3 separate regions of the Homo sapiens genome follow, and regions 1 and 3 are each linked to region 2. A link is an interaction called in ENCODE POLR2A ChIA-PET data of the cell type or tissue named here. Cell type or tissue: Caco-2. All regions are shown on one strand.

Region 1 (5,000 bases), 300 kb after region 2:
GAAGGTAGAACATGGCTCAGAAGAATATGCATTTCCTGTAAGAAAACATTTGTCTGAAAGGAATTATAATAATTGAGAATTAAGCTGTATGATACAGAAGCAGTATCTGAAGGGCAGATGGATAATAGAAGGTAGCTGTGGTGCAACTCGAATCAATGGCTGGAAAGCCACAGGAGGCAGATTCCCACCAGGCCCTAAGGAAGGACACCGTACCGAAGCCCTCCACATGTGGACATCCATGGGGCCTGCGATTTCTCTGGTACTGGAGGTATTCCAGATGAGTGCCTTGTGAAGGGACTGCCGGAGACTGGCATCCAACAGAACATGGATGTGGGACCAGAGCATCTTTAAGGCTTCTTCTCAGAGAGGCTGGTAGTTCTGAGCGTGTTTACAGTTCCATTGAGGGAGAAAAAAGGAAGAAGCAGGGAAAAAGAGTTAGGTGGGGATTTTCCCCGTCAGCTCAGGAGACCTTGTTTCTCTTCAGAGAGAGTAGGATGGTAGAAAACAAATTGTTTTTTGTTTCATGGTCTGTTTATTAGTAGATTATTGGTTAAGATGCTTTTAGCTTCAAGGGACAGAAACCAACACAAAGTGTATAAACAAAAGGGAAAACTGACTGACTGGTTAACAAGAAGTTCTGAGGTCATCAGCTCCAGGGTTGGTTGTAAAAAACTGATGTTCTTTCTGTATTTCTGCCCCATGGTTTGTGGTATGTCGGTCTGATGGCTGCCACAGTTCTAGGCATCACATCCAACTCAACAGTGTCCATGGGAAAAAGAGCATCTCTTTAAAGCAAGAAAACCTTTTCCAGAAGCTTCCTGCAGACCTCCCTTCACACCTCGTTGACCAGGCTGATGGTGTGTGCCAGTGCCTAAGTCAAGTCATTGACAACAGGAAGAAGATGAGCCCTGGCTGAGTTAAACTGACCAGGATGTGCATCCCCCCCATGCTGGAAGTGAGGCCGTCTTCCCTGAGAGTCAGTATCCGAACAGAAAGATCACCCAATGCATGTTGTTTTTAAAGTACTTATGGAGATCTCTGTGCCGTGGTGGTATCATCCGTATGAACCATCCAGGCTGTAGTCAGAGAATCAGAGACTCGCTGTGTGATCTCCAAGAAGCCGTATCACCTGTGTCCTCCATAGCAAGAGAACGTATTGGAAGCCCCTCCTAGCTTTCGAATTCCATCATCGTCTCTCCTTCTCTCCCCTTCAGCTCCCCTCCCACTGCCCACGGAGGCTGCTGTGTGACAGAGGAAGTTTCTTATCAAGTCCTCAGTGATCTATGTAAAGAAGAGATGGTGTTTTCTCAGGCTCTTAGCACTTTGTTCTGTTGGTTTCACAAACTAATTATTGTTCAGAATTTAATTTTTAGAAAATTTTAATGACTTTTGTAAGAGGTTTAGTTAACATACTGCACACACACACTCTCTGTCTCTCTCACACACTTAGCTTTTCTATGTGTATATACATGTACATGTATCTATATTCTAACCTGGCTTTGGTGGAACCAGCTTTCTTGCTCTGTGCACAGACATCTTCCTGCTGCTCGTTTCAGCCCTGATGTGGTGGAATGTGTCTGAAGCATGCGTTTCTAGGTCTTTTCCTTATGGCCTCCACAAAGTGGTCTTGATGGCCCTCAGTTCTGTTCAGCAGTAATGCAAAGTGAAGATGTTTCTCTGACTCAAAAGTGAGATGACATTAATTGAGCGCCTACCATTTGTGCTCCTTCTATCGGAGACTTAGATACGATATTTATGCTTAAAATGGCTCTGAAATTAAAGGGCAAGGCCTGAGGTGCAGTATCTCCTCTTTCTAGCCCTCCCATTCAGGCCTGTTTAGCTACTTTCTCCCCACTTCCAAAGGGTGTCTCTTGGAAAGAAGCAGGACTGTCCCCTAAATTGGAGCAGATAGCAGCCTGGGGCCTCGAGCCCCCGCTTCCCTTTGTGTTGTGCACTGGCTCCAGCGTGGCGCCCGTCTTTGAAGTCAGGTGGAAGCCCCACAGGCAGGGCTGCTGCCCTCCTGCTCTCTGGCCATTCAGCACAACCTTTAGTCTAGGAAAAGTGCCAGTCTTCATTTCCAAGTATCATATCTCCCTAAATGGGGCAATCTGCTTTAAATGCCTTCTCCACTGGCGCCTTCCCCATCTCACAATTGGCATAATTAAAGGGAAAGGCTCACCTCCTTTGCTGCCTATGTGTACTGGGTCAGGGCGTTGGCTGGGGGCCGCTGGTGTGTATGCACGCCTGCCCTCGCAGAGACGCTCCCTTGGCCCTCCAGCCCTTGAGTGATCATTTTCAGAAGTGTTCAGAGCCACTCTGCAAGCATACACTTTACCTTTGCATTTTCCCTACTGTGCTCAACTCAATAACAGGCAAGCTGGTTACTATGATCCATGAAGCTTTTTGTATCTTGCTGGAAAAAAATGCACTCTGAGCTGAAAGATAATCTCCCTCGATGGTTCCAAGTCAGAATTTGCTTTATGACTCATGACATTTGGTGTCTTTCTCCATGAAGATTTCCCCCTTCTCCTCGTCCACTCCCAGCTTCAGATGTGTGCGATGGTGTGGTTCATCCTTAGAGAGTCACTGCTGGTCCCAAGGAATGGTGTGACATGTAGGAAGGCTCCCGTGGTTGCTGGTCCCCTCTGATCTCCAGTTCAGCTGCCACGCCAGCACCCTCGATTAAGCTCCTTTGGAACCTGGGTTTTTATTACCTGCCACTCAGCTTAAAGCAGAGGCCTCTCAGAGGGCATGCCTGGTAATGCAGCTGCCCTCTGTTCTGCGGAGGCAGCCTCAGTCTCCATCACCTCCCTCTCAGAAGTCAGTCTCTCAGCAGCACTGGGGGGCCCACTGTGTGCAAAGCCCTGTGCCCACTGGTTCAGCCAAGAATGGAATAGAAAACAACCATGCCCATCTGACTACTGTAAAGAGGGACAGGAGAACCTTGGGACAGAGGCATACCTGTGCTTGCCCAAGCCTACCTAGACCACCCTCTTGTGGGATGTGCACTGGGAATTGATTTCCCAGTGGTGGGGACAAACTTGTGCTCATTTCTGCCTCGTTTGTCACCTAGATTCTCTTTACGATGACATCTAATGTGCAGAAGTCCAGCCCGTAGCAGCAGCATTTGACTAATGTGGGAAGTTCAGGAATTTTGAGCCTGGAAAGTCCTGGGAAGGAAAATCCCTCATGCTTCAGCAGGGCTGTGTGGCCGGTTCTCCATGTGCTTCAGCAGAGTTTTCTTTCTCTTTTTCTTTTTTTTTTTTTTTTCAGCTGTGAAAAAAGCAGTGCCAGCTGTTTGGTAAAATATGGGTCAGTGAGAAATAGGATTTGCTTTATAGAAGTTAACTTTGGAGAATCGTGTCCTCAAAAAGAAAAGAAGTCTAAAGATAGGAGGACTGAGGGAATCCTGGGTGTGGTGATCCTAACCCCATAAGTTAGCTTGGGGTGCTTTCAGGAAGATTTTGGTTTCCAGCAGTTCAGAAGGGAGGTGGGCATGATTTGGTGCAGAAGGGGGAGAGGTGAGGGAGAAAATCACATGCAGACACGTTGAGTAGTGATAAACCACGAGACAGACTCTGCACGGCCGGACAGAGGGCATCTTATTAGAGTGGAAAAGAATAGTATTTTATTTTGCTGTGAACAAGATAGTTTGGGGAGTGGAGAAGAGCTCCCAGGGTGGGCGATGACAGGTGTCTGGGGGACACTGGAGCCAGTGGATGCAGCAAACAGCTTGGACTTCAGTCCCTTTTCTAGCAAAGGAGCTGCCCCTGTGGGGTGGGGGGCTGAGGAGGTTGGAGACCATTTGAAATAGCTTCTGAGCATGTGTGTGCACACAGGCACATGCATGGCTGGTGTCTCTTAGAGAAAAGGTATTTAGAGAAAAGCAAGGTTGTGAGTGGCCTGAGAGCAGTTACAATTGATTTTGAATATGGAAGCAATTCTACCTAATCCAGAGAATATACAAAGTATACTTTGGAAAGGGGCAGTAAACTTTTCTGGTTGGCCTGCCTTCCTCCCTCCTTTTCTTCTTCCCTTTCTCTCTTCTTCCCTTCCTCCCATCCTTCCTTCCTTCTGTGATCTTTGTGGGAGAGCAAGAGCTATTTGTATGTAGTGATTATAAATTTGGTACTTACATAGAATTTCTCAACATGTTTCTCAGAGATTAACATGATCCCTGGGAGAATCTGGAAGGTCTATCTTTGGGGTGTCTTCTGAAGAAGATTGTGATTCTTATGGCATCTGCCTTCTCAAGCCCTTAGTCATTAATTATTTACTCTCATATCTCTCAATGCATGCAGTTTAGTGCCTAGCACTAAGTGATGGTTTGTGTGCATGGTTGGCCCAGCAGAAATATGTTTGTCCATCCATCCATCCATCCATCCATCCATCCATCCATCCATCTATCCATCCAACCATCCATCCATCCATCCCTCCCTCCCTCCCTCCCTCCCTCCCTCCAAATCATTCATCAAATAAGGGAACCTTCCCCAAAGGTCCCAGCTGTTCTCTCTCCCCTTCTTATAGGCTATAACTGGGTAACATGCCTAGCCCAGATCATTCACTCCCAGGCACAGCAAACAATTAGCTTAGACTAGCCAGGATTGGTTCTTGAGTCACACAAAGGGGAGGTGGAAGGTGGTTGGAGGTGGTGGTGGGGAGAGTGACATCTAAACTAAATCCTGTCTCTCCAGAAGAGAAAGAGGGAATGGCTATTAGGAAGGCAACTTACAGTGTCTGCTTCAACATGTTCATTTTTTTTTAAATGTTTCACTCTGATTGTAGTGTTTTTTAACTATACTATTCTCTAAATTTGGCTGTGTTTACTATGGTAATTATTTTAATTAAGTTCTATTTGATTATTTGTAATTCACCTTGTTTTACAACTTTTGATTGATTTTATAGTATAAATACGTATACTGCAATAAACCATATGATACATAAAAGAATTTAGGACAGGATCAGGATAAATACAAATAAATATAGAAGTTCAAAGTTAG
Region 2 (5,000 bases):
AGACAAAGCAATGGCTCCTAAAAGGGGGAAGTGGCCCAGTCACAGCAGAAGTGATCAGGAGCAGAAGTCACAGCAACAGTTTTTTGAGATGCTGAAGACATTTTACTTGTTGGCTTTCTAGAGGGCCAAAGAGCAATAACATCTGCTTATGATGAGAGTGTCTTGAGAAAGCCAAAACTTTAGCAAAAAAATGCCCAGAAAGCTTCACCAGAGGGTCCTTCTCCACCACCACAAGGCTGCTGCTCATTCCTCATCAATCAAGGGCAATTTTGCAAGAGTTTCAATGGGAAATCTGTAGGCATTCACTTTACAGTCCTGATTTGGCTCTTTCTGACTTCTTTTTGTTTTCTAATCTTAAAAATCTTTAGGTCGGTCATGGTGGCTCATGCCTGTAATCTCAGCACTTTGAGAGGCCGAGGCAGGTGGATCACTTGAGGTCAGGAGTTTGAGACCCGCCTGGCCAACATGGTGAAACCCTGTCTCTACTAAAAATACAAAAATTAGCTGGGTGTGGTGGCACATACCTGTAATCACAGCTACTTGGGAGGATGAGGCAGGAAAGTCACTTGAACCCGGGAGGTGGAGGTTGCGGTGAGCCGAGACCGTGCCACTGCACTCCAGCCTGGGCGACAGAGTGAAACTCTGTCTAAAAAAAAAAAAGAAAAAAAATCTTTAAAGGGCACCCATTTTTCTTCAGTTAATAATGTAGAAAAAAGACTGGATTGACATGGTTAAATTCCTAGGACCCTTGGTTCTTTATGGGTGGACTAAATGGCTGGTATCGTCTTTTACAAAAGTGTCCTGAACTTGATGGAGCTTATATTGAGAAATAAAGTTTATATTTTTTATCTTTTAATTCCGTTTTCCATGAACTTTTTGAAGTCCACTTACATATGTAATATTAACACAGAATTGGGCAGCCATCATCATAGGCAATATGAAAACATTTTCAACACCCCCAAAGTAACCCCGTCTTCATTAGCAGTCTTCCCTCCCCCCAGCTCCTGATGACTACAGATGAAGGTTCCATCTCTATAGATTTGCTTGAATATTTCATATAAATGGAATCATACAGTATTGGTCTTTAGTGACAGTTATACCCATTTTTATTGGGTTATTTGATCTCTTATTGAGTTGTGTTTTGTATATGATTTATACTGAAGATATATCCTTCCAGTCTTTCATGTTTATTTCCTTTATAGTGTACAGGTATTTTAATAGTGGTGTCCAGATAATATTTTTTTTCTTTTATGGTTTGTGTTTTTTGTATCCTAAAAATATTTGCCTATTCTAAGCCTACAGAATGTTTTCTCTTATGGTGTTTTCCTAGAAGTTTCAGGGGCTAGGCTTTTAGGTTGAAGTCTAGCTGTGAATACTTGTTCTCTTAACTCTGATCATTCTGTCCTTAGGTATCGCTGTTTCTGTGTGAGTTGCTGCCTCTCTTTGAATTGTTTTCCTTCATGTGTTGAGCGACTCTTGGTTGTCTGTCACGTTGGTGCTTGAGAATCCCGTATACCTGTTGGTTGATTTCCATGGGGCTGATTTGGATTCCAGGCCCTCATTCTAGTGATGGTGGGGAAGAGGCAGAAGGTCCTGCTTGGTGAGGTGGGAGGCTGGCATGTAGCCTAGGACTGGGACGGGGGCTTTGGTGGCCGTCTCATTTGCTTTTCTCTTGCTCTAACCCTTATATTCACACTTAGTTTAACTAGGAAGTGCACAGCAAGCTTCCTTCACACAAGCAAGTTAGGGGAAGGGAGTGCCTCTGCCAGGGGCTCCCATTGTTCTCATTGGGATTGGCCTGGGTATCGTTCTTGCTCCTGGCTTCATCTGACTCTGAATCTGTGATGACCCCAGATCTTTTCTACTTCTGTGGTATGTTCTGCACATTTTGTCTGCATTTTTCTCTCTTCTTTTTATATCTATTTGATTCTCATTGCTCCATAGTTTTAGCAATTCTTGAATAATTCTGGTCTTTTGATGGTATTTTTTATTGTTTTCCAGTGCTTTTGGATTTATTATTCTCTCTGGCCTGTTATTTCAAGGACTATAGGGAGGAAGGGCTGGGGTGGATGTGGTGTTTTGTCTGCCAAATTGATTTGATTTCTATGACTCACGTCCTAGAAAGCCCCTGGAATGCCAACGTGAGGTAGGGAACATTAGAAGGCGGGAAAAGAAGTTGAGAAAGGGGACAGGAAGACCAGGACAAGGGAAAGGACCTTATGTCTCTACCGCTGTGCTGGGACTAGGCTCTCACCAGCTGCTGTGGCTGCAGTGGCTTACCTGGTGCCTCCTGTCCTGGGCACCTTCCAGCTGTGAACAGTGTGGTCTATAGCTCAGCTTTGTTTCAGAACGGAAGCCTCAGGCCTGCTGTTTGATTATAGTGCATTCCCCTGGCCCCCATGTCCTTCCTGAGGAAGCATCAGCCTGGAGGGCCCTAAGGAGTGCACCTTCCCCAGGATGTGCCTGTTTGCAGGGAGATCCTGTCTCAGGCTGTCCATAGTACACCTGTGCCTGGGGTTTGTAGGTATAGCATTTGACTACTGGGATGCCCTGGGGTGGCCTTCTGCTCTCATCCCTGATCATTTCCTCTAATGCCTTTCAGGGAGGGAACAGGAACTGGTTGGTTGTGACCTTGGACCATAGCTATTTGTCTTTCCTGGCCCAGCCCTTTAATTATCTGTTGTGTACACACCTGCTTGAGAGAGTTCAAGAGGTTCCTGACCTAGTGAGCTGTCCATGTTCAAACTGGACAAGTTAGGAGATCTTCAGTCCCTGGTGTGGCTGTTTTCAGCCTTGTTGCACTTAGAGGAGTTTCCTTGCTTGGGTGTCCCCACCTTGTTCCCTCAGTCCTCTCAGCCTGGCACTCTCTTCTGCCCTGTCTGCTCGGCCCCATACCTGATCACACAATCCCAGGCACCCTCCCACCCTCCTCCATGGGACTTCCCCCACCAGGTGCTTTTGCAGAGCCTGGGAAAGAAGTGGCATTGAGATGTGCCTGAAAGAATGCACACAATTTTAGAAAATTTTAATTTTTTTCAAGTATCAAATTAGCTAGTTTCATTATTATTTTGAAATACAAATTAAAAATGTACAAAGGACACTCAGTAAGAAATAAGTCGCCCTCACACCAGTTTTCTCCAGAACTCAAGTCCCCTCCAAGAAACAGCCATAATTATCCATTCTTTGAATATCCTTTCATCGAGACTGTATACGTGTACAAGGGTATGTGTCTGTTCAGTTTCCTTACACAGGCACGCTAGCATGGCTTTCTACCTTTTTCACTTAATTAGATGTATAATTTTTGGAATATATTATATCTTCTTGTGGTTCAAAGTTCAAAACATGCCAAAATGACAGAAGTCTTTGCTTATAACTTTGTCTCCAGTTACCAGGTTCCCTCTGCAAGAAATAATATGTGCATGTGTGTGTGTTTAGTTAGAATATGTCTAAACTTACTTTTTTTTCTATTTTTTACCCAAATAGAGGCATTCTGCACCTTGTTCTCTATCTTCCTGCCTTAGAGCAAATATCTCAGAGGTAGCTAGCTGCATGTCACAGTGCAAAGAGCTTCTCATTCTTTTTCTCTCCTTTCTCCCTGTCCTCTCATGACACTTCTCTGTGTGGATATAGCAGAACCTCACATAGGCTGTTGACAGGTAGGGAGAGGGTGTGGGTGGCGTTCCCGGTGGTGGCAGGCACCAGCAAAGACAGGGCAGGCAGCGTGTGCTTGGAGTGATGAGAGAAGTGAGGATCTGGCTGCCCAGGAGGAACATGGGGTTGGTGAGGGGAGCAGCTCACCGGAACCCATAGGTCTGGGCCATTGTGTGGATGTTGGTGGGAGAGTGTCAGGGAAGGAGTGAGCATGTTGTTAGCCAGAAGAGATGCAAGGAGCCTGTAACCATGCTGCTGACCTGCCTTCAGTTGGACGTGTTGGGTTGGGATGGATTTCTGGTAGGGATGAATCTGGCTCCATCTTTGCTGTGATCTCTGCCCGTCCACCTGCCACACAGAGAGTGATATTGAGGAGTCAGACTGCCCCCTGCAGTGATGAGACCTTTGACCTTCGCATAATCAGCTTCTTACTCTCATTAAATAAAGTTCATAGATGATATAAACCATCAACATACATATTTCTAAAAAATTGCCAGGTGTGGTGGCTCACACTTGTAATCCCAGCACTTTGGGAGGCCAAGATGGGTGGATCACTTGAGGCCAGAAGTTCGAGACTAGCCTGGCCAACATGGTGAAACCTTGTCTCTACAAAAAATACAAAAATTAGCTGTGTGGTGGTGCACACCTGTAATCCCAGCTACTGAGGAGGCTGAGATGGGAGGATCACCTGAGCCTGGGAGGTTGAGGCTGCAGTGAGCCGTGATTGTGCCACTATACCCCAGCCTGGGTGACAGTGAGACCCTGTCTCAAAAAAAAAAGTAAGGTCCTGTTAAAAAGTGAGACATAAAGAAGGAAGATGTATGTCTTAGTCCATTTTGTTGCTTATAACAGAGTACCTGAAACTGGATAATTTATAAAGAAAAGGAATTTATGTCTTACCTATATGGAGGCTGAGAAGTCCAGGTTGTCAAGGGCCTGCATCTGATGAGGGCCTTCTTGCTGGTGGGGACTGCAGAGTCCTGAGGTGCTGCAGGGCATCACATGGCAAGGGGGCTGACCATGCTAGCTCAGGTCTCGCTTCCTCTTATAAAGCCACCAGTTCCACTCTCATGATAACCCATACACCCATTAATCCATTTATCTATGACCCAGTCACCTCTTAAAGGCCTTACCGCTCAATACTATCACATTGGCGATTAAGTTGTAACAAGAGTTTTAGAAGGGACAGACATTTAAATCATAGCAATGTATATAATAAAATGCAAAAAGTGTTTCTGTATCTAAATGCTCAGGCATGCCGGCACTGAAAAAACAGACTCCACCACACATTTCAGAATGTTCCCAGGTCAGTGGGCAGCACCACACCTGTTGACAACCACAAGGCTAGG
Region 3 (5,000 bases), 370 kb before region 2:
AACATAGTGAAACTTCATCTTTACTCATAATATAAAAATTAGCTGGGCGTAGTGGCACGTGCCTGTAATCCCAGCTACTTGGGAGGCTGAGGCATGAGAATCGTTGAACCTAGGAGGTGGAGGTTGCAGTGAAGCAAGATTGGGCCACTGTACCCCAGCCTGGGTCACAGATCAAGACTCTGTCTCAAAAAACAAAACAAAACAACCTAACTGGACATGTTGGAATGTGCCTGTCGTCCCAGCTACTTGGAAGATTGAGGCAGGAGGATTGCTTCAGCCCAGGAGTTCGAAGCTGCTGTAAGCTAGGATGGCACTATTGCACTCCAGCCTGGGTGACAGAGTTGGACCCTATCTATAAAAAATAAAACATAAAAGGCCAGGCGTGGTGGCTCATGCCTGTAACCCCAGCACTTTGGGAGGCCAAGGCGGGTGGATCATGAGGTCAGGGGTTCAAGACCAGCCTGACCAACATGGTGAAACCCCGTCTCTATTAAAAATACGAAAATTAGCTGGGTGTGGTGGTGGGCGCCTATAATCCCAGCTACTCAGGAGGCTGAGGCAGGAGAATTGCTTGAACCCGGGAGGTGGAGGTTGCAGTGAGTCAATATCGCGCCACTGCACTCCAACCTGGGCGACAGAGCAAGACTCAGTCTCAAAAAAATAAAAATAAAATAAAAAATAAGAAAACCAAAATATTCCTTCCTTCAGGTATTTTTAAGAAGAGAGAGGGAAAAGTTACTCCACAGGGTGGAAGATGATGTTTGCAACATATGTAACTGACAAAGGGCTGGGGCCTCCTTCAAGAGAACCTAGTGCCCAGAATGCAGGTCACAGACAGCCCAACAGGACCCTAGTGCAGCGCCCTAGTGGGGACAGCACCCCATCCCCCATACCATGAGGGCACTCATGCACATCCATGCTGCAGGATGCAGGATTCGATTCCTCTATCAGGCAACCTTGGCTTTTGAGCACCCCACTGCCTGAAAAATAAACTTTCTTTGAATTGTGCTTAGTCTAAGACTCTTCCTACCTACTAAGCCATCCTTCCTCCGTTCTCTCCTTCCCAGGGGCAGGTCTACATCTCATAGAAGACTCCCTGCCTCCTTCTGCTCCTTCTTCTTCTTCTTTTTTTTTTTTTTTTTTTGATATGGAGTCTCACTCTGTTGCCCAGGCTGGAGTGCAATGGTGCGATCTCAGCTCACTGCAACCTCTGCCTCCTGGGTTCAAGCGATTCTCCTGGCTCAGCCTCTTGAGTAGCTGGGATTACAGGCGCCCACCACCACGCCCAGCTATTTTTTGTATCTTTAGTAGAGACGGGGTTTCGCCATGTTGGCCAGGCTGGTCTCGAACTCCTGACCTCAGGTGATCCACCTGCCTCGGCCTCCCAAAGTGCTGGGATTACAGGCATGAGCCACTGTGCCCAGCCCTGCTCCTTCTTCTTTATCCCTCACAGCTGTTTCTCCCAGTAAATCTCTTGCATGTCTATCTCATCCTGTCCCAACATCTGCTTCCTGGAGGACCCACACTGACACAGACTCATTTTCAGAAGATATAAGCTACTGTTAGGAATTGACAAGAAAAAGATAACAAACAGAAAAATAGGCCTTGGACTTGAAAAGTATTTCACAACAGAGGATATCCGAATAGCTAACAAACACCTGAAAAGGTGTTCAATCTCATTAATAAACAGGGAAATGCAAATGAAAAACACTAGTGATCTCATGACACACTTCTCAGGATGCATGGAAGTAAAAGGACTAATAGCACCAGATGTTGGTGAGGATGTAGAACAACTGAAACCCACACACACTGCTGATGGGAGTACACACTAGAACGACCACTCTGGCAAGTGGTTTGAGATTATCTAGAGCTGCATGACCATGCAATTTTGCTCCTGGGTATTACTCAACAGAGATGTGTGCCCATCGGCATCAATAAACATATACCAGAATGTTCGGAGCAGCAATTTTCCTAGTTGCCCCAAAATAGAAGCAACTCAAATGTCCATTGCCAAGAGAACAGAGAAATACTCTGTAGGGTGTTCTTGCAAAGGAATAGTATACGAATTATACAAAAGAATAGATTACAGCCACATGCAACGATGGATGAAACTGTTAAACAATATTGAGGGAAAGAAACTTAGGCAAAAAGGTATGATTTTGTTTATATATAACGTACAAAACAATAGCAAAACAAGACGAGGCACAGTGGCTCACACCTGTAATCTCAGCACTTTGGGAGGCTGAGGTGGGTGGATCACTTGAGGTGGGGAGTTCAAGACCAGCCTGGCCAACATAGTAAAACGCATCTGTACTAAAAATACAAAAATTAGCTGGGCGTGGTGGCACATGCCTGTAATCCCAGCTACTTGGGAGGCTGAGGCATGAGAATCACTTGAACCTGGGAGGTGGAGTTTGCAGTGAGCTGAGATCACGCCACTGCACTCCAGCCTGGGCAACAGAGTGAGACTCCATCTCAAAAAAAAAAAAAAAACAAACCACAAAACAAACAAACAAAAAACCCACCAAAACAAAACTGCAGTATTTAGGGATGTGGGCTTAGGTAGTAAAATGATTAAAAAAGAAAAAAGCAAAGAAGTGTTTATCATAAAAGCACTTGCCTTTGGGGCAGAAGGAGTGTGGAGTAATAAAGTGAAAGCTGGTGGGGGAGAAGAGTGGGCTGGCAATATTCTTTTTTTTTTTTTTTGAGACAGGGTTTCACTGTGTCACCCAGGCTGTGGTGCAGTGGTGTGATCACAGCTCACTGCAGACTCTACCTCCTGGGCTAAAGCAATCCTCCCAATTCAGCCTCCTGCGTAGCTGGGACTACAGGCGCATGCCATCATACCCAGCTAATTTGTAATTTTTTTGTAGAGATCGGGTCTCCCTATGTTGTTCAGGCTGGTCCGACCTCTGCCTCCCAAATCCCTGTTGGGATTACAGGTGTGAGCCCACACCCAGTCAATATTCTTCTTTTTTTTTTTTTTTAAGAGACAGAGTCTGTCTCTGTCACCCAGGCTGGAGTGCAGTGGCGCAATCTCGGCTCACCGCAACCTCTGCCTCCCGGGTTCAAGCAATTCTCCTGCCTCAGCCTCCCGAGTAGCTGGGACTACATACAGGTGCATACTGCCACGCCCGGCTAATTTTTTTTTTTTTTTTTTTTTTTTTTGTATTTTAGCAGAGACGGGGTTTCACCATGTTGCCCAGGCTGGTCTCCAACTCCTGAGCTCAGGCAATCCACCCGCCTCAGCCTCCCAAAGTGCTAGGACTACAGGTGTGAACCACTGCACCTGGCCAATATTCTCTGTCTTGACCCAGCTGGTGTTTGCTCAGCTGTTCCCTTTGAGATAAATTAATGTGTACTTTTCTTTATATACATTAATATGTCCCAATAAAAAATATTTTGAAAATCTTTTCCCATAGTCACTGTCACCAACCTGCCCAGTGTCAAAGCTGGACTTAGATCATAATGATCCCCAAAGAAGTTTAAATCCAAGACCATTTTCAGCAGACATTAGCACATTTGAGTGCTACAATAGGCTAGGAACGGGGGCCCATGGAGACCAGGCTCTGGCCTCAGGCAGCTGTCAATGCTAACAGGGTCTTTGCAGGTGTGATTAATTTGAGGATCTTGAGATGGGGAGATTATTCTGGACTAGCTGGGCAGGCCCTGAATGCAATCACAAGTAACCTTACAAGGGGGAGGTAGAGGGAGACTTGATCCCACACAGGCAGGAAAAGGTGAGGCACACAGAGCCAAAGATGGCACCAGAAGCCAGAGGAGGCGAGGGACAGTCTCCCCTACAGCGTCCAGAGGGGCACGGCCCTGCTGACACCTCCATTTCAGCCCCGCAGGACTGATTTCAGACTTGTGGCCTCCAGAACAGTGGGTGAACACATCTGTTGTTTTCAGCCCCCAGCTCGTGGCAGTTGGTTACAGCAGCCACAGGAAGCTCGTATAGCATGCACCTTCAAGAGAACCATGCGTGTGTTTTTAGCTGGTGAGCCTGAAGCTCTGGGCTGAGCTCTGCTTCTAGAAGAAAGGAATGACAGTCCCTGGTGGAAGAAGGGATGTGGTGGGAAAAGGAACCCCTGCAGCCAGGAATCTGATCTACTCCCTGCATCCCACTCCATCTGTGGATTTGATTTTTTTTTTTTTTTTAAGAGATAGGGTCTCCATCTGTTACCTAGGCTGGAGCACAGTGGCTCAGTCATAGCTCACTGCAGCCTTGAACTCCTAGCCTCAAGCAATGTGCCCACCTCAGTCTCCAGAGTAGCTGAGACTATAGGCGTACACCACTGAGTCCAGCTAATTTTTTTTTTTTTTTTTGAGACAGAGTCTCGCTCTGTCACCCAGGCTGGAGTGCAGTGGTGCGATCTCGGCTCACTGCAGCCTCTGCCTCCTAGGTTCAAGTGATTCTTGTGCCTCAGCCTCCCAAGTAGCTGGGACTATAGGCACTCACCACCACACCTGGCTGATTTTTTTTTTTTTTTGTATTTTTAGTAGAGATGGGGTTTCACCATGTTGGCCAGGCTGGTCTCAAACTCCTGACCTCAAGTGATCCACCTGCCTCGGCCTCCCAAAGTGCTGGGATTACAGGTGTGAGTCACCGCACCCGGCTTAATTTTTTATTTTTTGTAGAGACGGAGGTCTCACTATGTTGCCTGGGCTGATCTCAAGCTCCTGGCATCAAGCAATCTTCCCACCTCAACTTCCCAAAGTGCTGGGATTTATAGGTGTGAGCCACGGCGCCCAGCTGGATTCTAACTTTTATGACCTGCTCCTTCCACCTGCTCCTCCACCACAACTAGATCAACAGTGCTGATGTCCACGGGTCCACCCGCCAACAGCCAGGGCTGCACACTCTGGGGTGAGCCAGGTGCCTGGAGGAAGGGAAAGGATCTGAAGTTTGCTAAGTGCACAGTGACAGACGGCCCTGCCCCAAGGAAGGGCTTCTTCATTTTGTTAGGGAGGCAAGACAGACACACAGAACATTAAAT

The links. Peaks named below come from ENCODE experiments on the same cell type or tissue, not always from the same donor. Only the 100,000 strongest peaks of a DNase experiment are listed, where the experiment ranks them.
Region 1: POLR2A ChIA-PET joins it to region 2 with 6 read pairs; 3 of 35 experiments call an interaction of 5 or more read pairs at or near these places.
Region 3: POLR2A ChIA-PET joins it to region 2 with 5 read pairs; 3 of 35 experiments call an interaction of 5 or more read pairs at or near these places.

Annotation. Positions count from the first base shown.
Region 1 is chr7:139,750,995-139,755,994 of GRCh38, reverse strand. All of the region lies in intron 1 of HIPK2 (homeodomain interacting protein kinase 2), which reads left to right. Among named protein-coding and RNA genes, the nearest start is that of HIPK2, 25 kb to the left of the region's middle. In Caco-2, no CTCF peak of the experiment used is centred here; no DNase peak of the experiment used is centred here.
Region 2 is chr7:140,047,058-140,052,057 of GRCh38, reverse strand. All of the region lies in intron 4 of PARP12 (poly(ADP-ribose) polymerase family member 12), which reads left to right. Among named protein-coding and RNA genes, the nearest start is that of PARP12, 13 kb to the left of the region's middle. RefSeq lists a silencer at 103-303. In Caco-2, no CTCF peak of the experiment used is centred here; a DNase peak (open chromatin) is centred at 2,637.
Region 3 is chr7:140,416,565-140,421,564 of GRCh38, reverse strand. The region is part of intron 3 of RAB19 (RAB19, member RAS oncogene family); the gene reads right to left. Among named protein-coding and RNA genes, the nearest start is that of RAB19, 15 kb to the right of the region's middle. In Caco-2, no CTCF peak of the experiment used is centred here; no DNase peak of the experiment used is centred here.